Regions from separate parts of the Mus musculus genome. Here region 2 is linked to region 1. The links are chromatin contacts, found by Hi-C or POLR2A ChIA-PET in ENCODE. All regions are on one chromosome and are shown on one strand. Each heading gives the region's core, a stretch centred on a gene start or an enhancer-like site at or near the end of the contact. The rest is flanking DNA. Distances are from core to core; before and after follow the strand shown. Region 1 overlaps Atf6b (activating transcription factor 6 beta). Region 2 holds the start of Zbtb12 (zinc finger and BTB domain containing 12).

Region 1 (3,238 bases), core at 183-2,682:
TCCCATGTGCCCCTTACTTGTTGTCACTTACCTTCCTACGCCAGCCCTCTGCCCGCCTCACTCGGCCTGTGGGCTGCCTCTGCCCTCCTCCTCTTCCCAACTTTCTAACCATCTTCCTCATCTCACCCCACCCACCACTGTCTGCCTCCCCTTCCCCGCTTCCCTCTCTCCTTCACACAGAGACCGTGTCAGGCCGGGGCCCCCCAGGGGACTATGAGGAGATGATGCAGATCGAGTGTGAGGTCATGGACACCAGGGTGATTCACATCAAGACCTCTACGGTGCCCCCCTCGCTCCGGAAGCAGCCGTCCCCATCCCCGGGCAATACCACAGGTGGCCCCTTGCCAGGCTCCGCAGCTAGTCCTGCCCATCAGGCCTCCCAGCCCCTCTACCTCAATCACCCCTGACATCCTCACCTCACAGTGACTTAGAACCGGGTTAGGGAACCTGATCCTGGGGCTCGGGGGCAATTGTAAAGGAAGACGGGGTGTGGGGGTTAAGCACTTAGTGGGACTAGGGTGGGTGGTTCACCTCTCTTCTCACTCTTTCCAGAAATATAGGGCTCCTCTCATTCCTGCACTCCCAGTCCTCTTTCCCCGAGGGTACCTCGTGAGGGTTTCCCCCATATCCTCTTCATTCTCTCCTTTATCTGTTTGGGAGTCAAGGTGGGACTAGGTCCCCAGGTGGGACAAGGGATGGTTGTGGGTGGCAGAAGTCAGTTTATGTGTGTGCGTATCTTTTTTTTATTATTATTAAATAAACAACGTGGAGGGGTGTAAAGGAACGGCGGCCACCTTCCTAGTGTGTGACGTGTATAGGGCCAGCATCAAAGGAAGCAGCACTGAGGATGGCGTGGTGGGGTGAGAAGGAGCCAGACCTCATGTCCCCGTCCCCCCTGTCCCAGCCCAGCAACTCTAGGGCATGTCTGTCTAGCTGTCTGTGGCGTGACAGCAGATAGAACATCTCACCGGAATGTGTCTGAGTAAACAGGAAGGACAGGACAGGGGCCCCACGCCCTTGATGGGGTGCAGCAGCTCCAGCCCTTGCTCTGCTGCAGGTCCCCCCTGGCTTTCCAGGATGAGCTGTCCACACAAACAACAGGCGTGGGGGCCAGAGGGCTTGAAGCCCAGGAAGGCGGGGTCACAGCGGAGGGGGCCTGGTAGGGAGGTGAAGAAGGGGGCACATTACAGGACATCCTCTAGGCCCTGAACTGAGGAAGACAGACCTGAGGGAGGCCCAGATGGATGGAGACAGTGGCTCAGGCAGATAGGGCCGTGAGCTCCGAGTGGGAGGAAAGGGACCAGATCCAGATGAGGGCCCCAGTCTGCCTGGCTGCGAGTCCCCTGCAGTCACTCCCATTGCAGCAGTGCCTTAGGCCTGACCCTACAGGAGTGGCCCGGGTCAGCTGGAGGGTGTGAGCTGGACCTGGGCTCCGAGCCCAGATGACTGGACAGGGGCTGCCTGGCTCTAAGCCCAGCCCTGAAGGAGGGAGGAAGAACCTCACGTGTCCAGCCAGGCTTTCCCCTCCTCTCTTCACCCATCCCTACTGTGTTTGGGGTGAAAACAGACTGGGGAACTATGGCAACCTGGAACTAGGGCTCCCAGGAACTCAGCCTCTCCTCCCTCCAGAGGGCAGCTCTGGTCCACAGCCACTTCCTGTCCCAGGATCCCTGAGCACCTTATCCAGGGAGTAAGGGAAGCAGATGGCCTGGTCCTGGGCTGCTTCACGGCCCTGTACTAGCTGATGTCCTTAAACACCTTGGGCTCGTCCTCTGTAAGATGTGACCCTCCTCCTGACTTCCGAGGGTGGTACTGGGAAACTTGGTCCTTGGACAGGACTATTAGGCACTGCCTCCGTCCTGGGTCTGCTTCACCTTGTACCCATCACGTCCCCGACCCATTTGAGAAGGTGCTCCAAGAGCTGGCACCCCACACTGAGGACTCTGGGATGGTTCCCTTGCACTTCCAAGTGGTGGAAGACTGGGACCCTCAGACATGGGGGAGGGGCATCATGGGGGCCAAGGAGAGACGCGGAGATGGGGTTGCAGGGTCACAGGTGCAAACGGGCTTGTCTGTTGCCCTGCAGGCCAGTACAGGCTCCCTTCTGTCCAGTCTGCTCTGTGGTGCCCCCTCAGCATGCCAGCCCGCTGTCACTCTGGCACCTAAGCAGCCCCTTCCTGCCTCAGGCCCACTGCTTCCTGGTCAGCTCTGGGGTCATAGTTGGGGGTCTTCACCCTCTGCCCACCACTCTGTTGGCTGCTTAGTTCTCTCTCTGTGTCTCTTCACAGTTTACCCTTCCTCTGCCTTGTCCTGCTCCTTGGTCTTCACATCTCTTCCCGCTGGCTGTGTGCAGTGGTCTCCGTTCTGTCCCCTCTTCTGTTCACACCACAGTCAGACCCCCTCACTCTGTCCCACCGCCTCTTCTCTCTCCCTCCATGCTTCCCTCCCTCCCTGCGCCTCACTCCAAGCTTAGTCCTCTCCCTGGCTGTGGGGGCCAGGACTGGGGAGCCCAGTGTTTGCCTCATCATTCTGCTATGGCTTCTGGATACAGCACATCTGGATCCCGGGGCCCAGATGTGTGGTTGCCACAGCGACCTCAGTCCCTCTGGTAAATACAGGCGCCCACCCGCTCCAGAGCAGAGAACAAAACAATTGTGTGACTTTCTTTTGTCACGAGATAGAAATGTCCTCCCCTCCTCCTCCCGTCTCCCCACACCCATGTCTCTAGGCTGAGAGTTTGAAGGCCCCAGACCCTTCTTGCCAGGGTGTTGGAGCCCTCTAGCCTTGTACTTCCATCTTCTCAAGCCATTTCTTTCCCAGGTTCCCCATCCTTAGCCCACATCACTGAGCTCTCCCCCCCATGCATGTTGGCCACCTCCCTCCCCCACCGCACCCCCACCGCATCTTAGGCAGTATCTTGTCTATACAGTAGCAGGGCAAAAGGAGATATTTCAAAAGTCCAAATCCTTCACCATTCCTCCTCAAAACTTTTGAAGAGGCCACTCACTTCAGTCCTTCCCAGAGCTACTGCTGAGGGAGTGAGGACAGGCTCTGCCTACTCTGTCCTAGCCAAGTGGAACAGCACCCATGAGCCCTGTCTCCTCACTGAAGGATGAAGGGAAGCCTGTGCTGAGAGCTAGGCCACCACACACAGAAGCCAGGTCCTGTTTCCTTCCCGACACTTCCTCAGCTCACCCTCTGACCTCTCTTGACTCCCTTCTGTGCTTTTAGGCTCTGC
Region 2 (3,256 bases), core at 599-3,098, 240 kb after region 1:
GCAGTGGGGAAGGCAGGCAGATGTCTGAGTTCAAGGCCAGGCTGGTCTATAGAGTGAATTTCAGTATAGCCAGGGCTAAAAAAAAAAAAAAAAAAAAGGAAAGAAAGGATGAAAGAAAGAAGAAAACAAAGAAACTGCCAGAGTCTATTTCTCATAAAAGCAAAGACACTAAAAATAAATGAATAAATAAATTAAAAACCAGTGTTACCACAGATCCAGTGTGTGTTTGTTTGTTCAGTGTATAAGAGGCTCCCTAGAACCCTCTATCAGCCTGGTAAGCATTCAGAACCTTGAGTTCAAAGATAAAGACATCTTGATTCAGAGAACTGATTTGCCCAAGGCTTCACTCTAGTGCAGTAGGCAGTGAATGTGGCTTTAAACAAGGTGTACCAGACACAATGGCCTACACTCCCCCTAAAATCCACGACCTGACCACAAAGTGAGCTGGGTGAGGGTACAAGTCAGAGAATTCTAAAAGGAACATGAAAGACCACAGCCAAGGTACTGCCTCGCGGCTGTCTGCGCCTTCTCCGGGAACAGCATCTCTTGGGTGTGAGAATTCGGTTCAATCAGGAATGAACTTTGTATGGGCGGATGCAGGTCCAGCTGAAAGCCAATGATGTCAACACCCAGCCATTTATTGTCTGACTTTTATTTGCAAAACACAGCCCATACATAACTTAATTCCTGTATTCAAGATGTCTTGGGGGGGGGGGGGGCATCGGGTTGCAAGCAGTTGAGCATCCTCAGGATTGAGAAGCTTCCTGGAGGGTGTAATAAAAAAAATATAACCTGCAGGCAACAGCGGCCACCCCCTGAGGACTTTATTCTTTAAAGCCAGTGTGGGTATTTGGGGTGCACAGAAGCGCTGGTGGGCTAGCCTTCAAGACAGGTACTCACATTGAAGTTGTGTTGAAGGTAGTTTTGGAGTGGCAAAGAAAGCCAGTCCGGAGTAGAGTGGGTATCTAGGGTCAGGGAGCATCTCCTCTTCTGGGACAGGACAGAGTGGGTGCAGAGAAAATTATAGATGGCACATTAGTACCAATATAAATAATTGCACAATTTGCAAGATTAGTCCCAGGGTTAATTACACAGTGAAGGTGAAACGCACTAATCTTTCACAGTATGAGTGGGGTTCTTGACCTTGGCAAGAAGTCAGAGTGGATAAAATAGAAGGGAGAATGAGTGTGATTGACGTAACCGTGTGCTCTAAGCCGGACAAGCTGAGGGCAAGCGCTGGCTCATCAGGCTTTGTGGAAAGTGAAATTCTCTTTTAGATCAGGACTACAGTGGGCACCAGCTTCAGAAGACTTGGAAAAGTCTGGAAATGTGGCCTGAGGAACTGTGCACACATTCAGCGGAGGATGCACCCGAGGGCAGCAGTGATCCTAAGATTGGTAGGCCACCGGCAGGTCCAAGGCTCTGGGAGGTGGCCTGACTCGCACAGCTGGGCGGGAGTGACGCCTTGCTGGAGAGCAGGTGGCCGCGCAGATTGCGCAGTTCCCGGGGAGCGCGCGCGCTGGGGGGCGCGGGGCAGGCGGGGCTAGCGGGGACGCGCTGGGGCGCGGGAGGGGGGCTCTAGGAGCCGGGGGCGGGGCCGAGTGCGCGGGCCTTGGCACGCACGCGCAGACGGGCCGCGGGCCCCAGAGGCAGAGAGGAGGGGGAGCGTGAAATAGGGGGCGGTGTGGAGCGTATTTCCGCTCTGGCGGACAAATAATCCTGGCCAAAGGGGAGGCCCGACTGTCCAGCCCTTTAACCGCGTGGGGGTGCCGGGGGAGAAAAGGGGGGTCGGGGAGGGGGAATCCTGCTCCTTTAATTCCCTCCCCTCTTCCTCCGCCCCGAGTCCGCGAGGACGCTGCGCTGCGCGGGGCCTTGGAACACTCGGCACGAGCTGCCCCCGCCCCTCCCCCTCCCGCCCACGCGGAGCCGGCCCGCGCGCGCACCCCGTGCACCCCCGCGCCTGCGCGCTGCCCCGGCCCTGCCCGTGTGTGGGGGGCGTCGCTGGCCCCGGGGGGGTGGGGGACCAGGGGGGAAAAATCAGCACGCGGAACCGGGCCAGGTGAGAGGCGCGTGCACCCAGGGTCGTGAGTCTGGGTGGGGGGGCGTGCCACGGAGATCTGCGCGTGGGAGGGGGGCGTGCACGACCTGTCCGGGCGGTGGGAGGACGTGAAAAGGGGGACTCACAGCAGCGCGGCCCAGGCTAGAGCGAGGCGGGTGAGGAGTACCTGCAACCGGGGGCCACCCCAGAGTTGCAATCCTCTGGTTTTTTCCCCCCATCCACCCCTTTATCCATTCTCCCGTGGGCGCGCGGGCTGCGGGACTGGGGGGTGTGGACGCCGCTGCCCCGCCCCCGGGAACCACGCCTCCCTCCTCGGAGGGACCGCGCCTCCTTGGAATTGGGGAAACTGAGGGAGGCGCGCCAAGACTAGGGAGGTAGGGATGAGGGGTCTGGAGCCTTGGCCTCCGACAGCCAGAGACCTTTGTCTCTGACTCGTTTCCTTCCCACCCAGGGCAGTCCACTCCCGCCACAATGGCCTCTGGGGTGGAAGTCCTGCGCTTCCAGCTGCCTGGCCACGAGGCCGCAACGTTGCGGAACATGAACCAGCTCCGTGCAGAGGAGCGGTTCTGTGATGTGACCATCGTGGCCGACAGCCTCAAATTCCGTGGCCACAAGGTCATCCTGGCCGCCTGCTCACCGTTCCTCCGGGACCAGTTCTTGCTGAACCCCAGTTCTGAGCTGCAGGTCTCACTGATGCACAGCGCGCGTATTGTGGCGGACTTGCTCCTCTCTTGCTACACAGGCGCCCTGGAGTTCGCAGTCAGGGACATCGTGAACTACCTGACAGCAGCCTCCTACCTGCAAATGGAGCATGTAGTGGAGAAATGCCGGAACGCCCTTAGCCAGTTCATTGAGCCCAAAATAGGCCTTAAAGAAGATGGGGTCAGCGAGGCTAGCCTCCTAAGCAGTGTCAGTGCCACCAAGTCCCTCCTCCCTCCAGCCAGGACCCCAAAGCCAGCTCCAAAACCCCCACCACCACCTCCTCTACCCCCTCCGCTCCTGCGACCGGTGAAGCTGGAGTTTCCGCTGGATGAGGACCTAGAGCTGAAGGCGGAAGAGGAGGATGAGGATGAAGATGAAGATGTTTCTGACATCTGCATCGTCAAAGTGGAGTCGGCTCTAGAAGTGGCACACCGGCTCAAACCCCCTGGAAGCCTAGCCGGGGGTCTGGGTATCGGGGCCTCTGTGAGCAGCCAC

What was found. Hi-C counts contacts between places; a loop is a spot of excess contacts on that map. ChIA-PET counts read pairs that join two places held with the same protein, here RNA polymerase II (POLR2A).
Region 2: a map of left cerebral cortex shows a loop between it and region 1 (2.6-fold over the local background). The contact joins the promoter of Zbtb12 here to the enhancer-like site in region 1. A Hi-C loop is called at or near these places in 1 of 37 maps with a recorded cell type or tissue (left cerebral cortex). POLR2A ChIA-PET finds 5 or more read pairs at or near these places in 1 of 5 experiments (Patski).

What each region holds. Positions count from the first base shown.
Region 1 is chr17:34,654,291-34,657,528 of GRCm38, forward strand. Atf6b (activating transcription factor 6 beta) reads left to right here. Exons shown (of 18, transcript NM_017406.4): 18 at 181-784. The coding sequence ends at 407. Among named protein-coding and RNA genes, the nearest start is that of Atf6b, 8.8 kb to the left of the region's middle. Within about 2 kb of position 1,433, at least 2 of the 3 ENCODE cell types and tissues checked have a DNase peak (open chromatin) inside an H3K27ac peak, as active enhancers do.
Region 2 is chr17:34,892,711-34,895,966 of GRCm38, forward strand. Zbtb12 (zinc finger and BTB domain containing 12) reads left to right here and starts at 1,849. Exons shown (of 2, transcript NM_198886.3): 1 at 1,849-2,059; 2 at 2,511-3,256. The coding sequence starts at 2,531.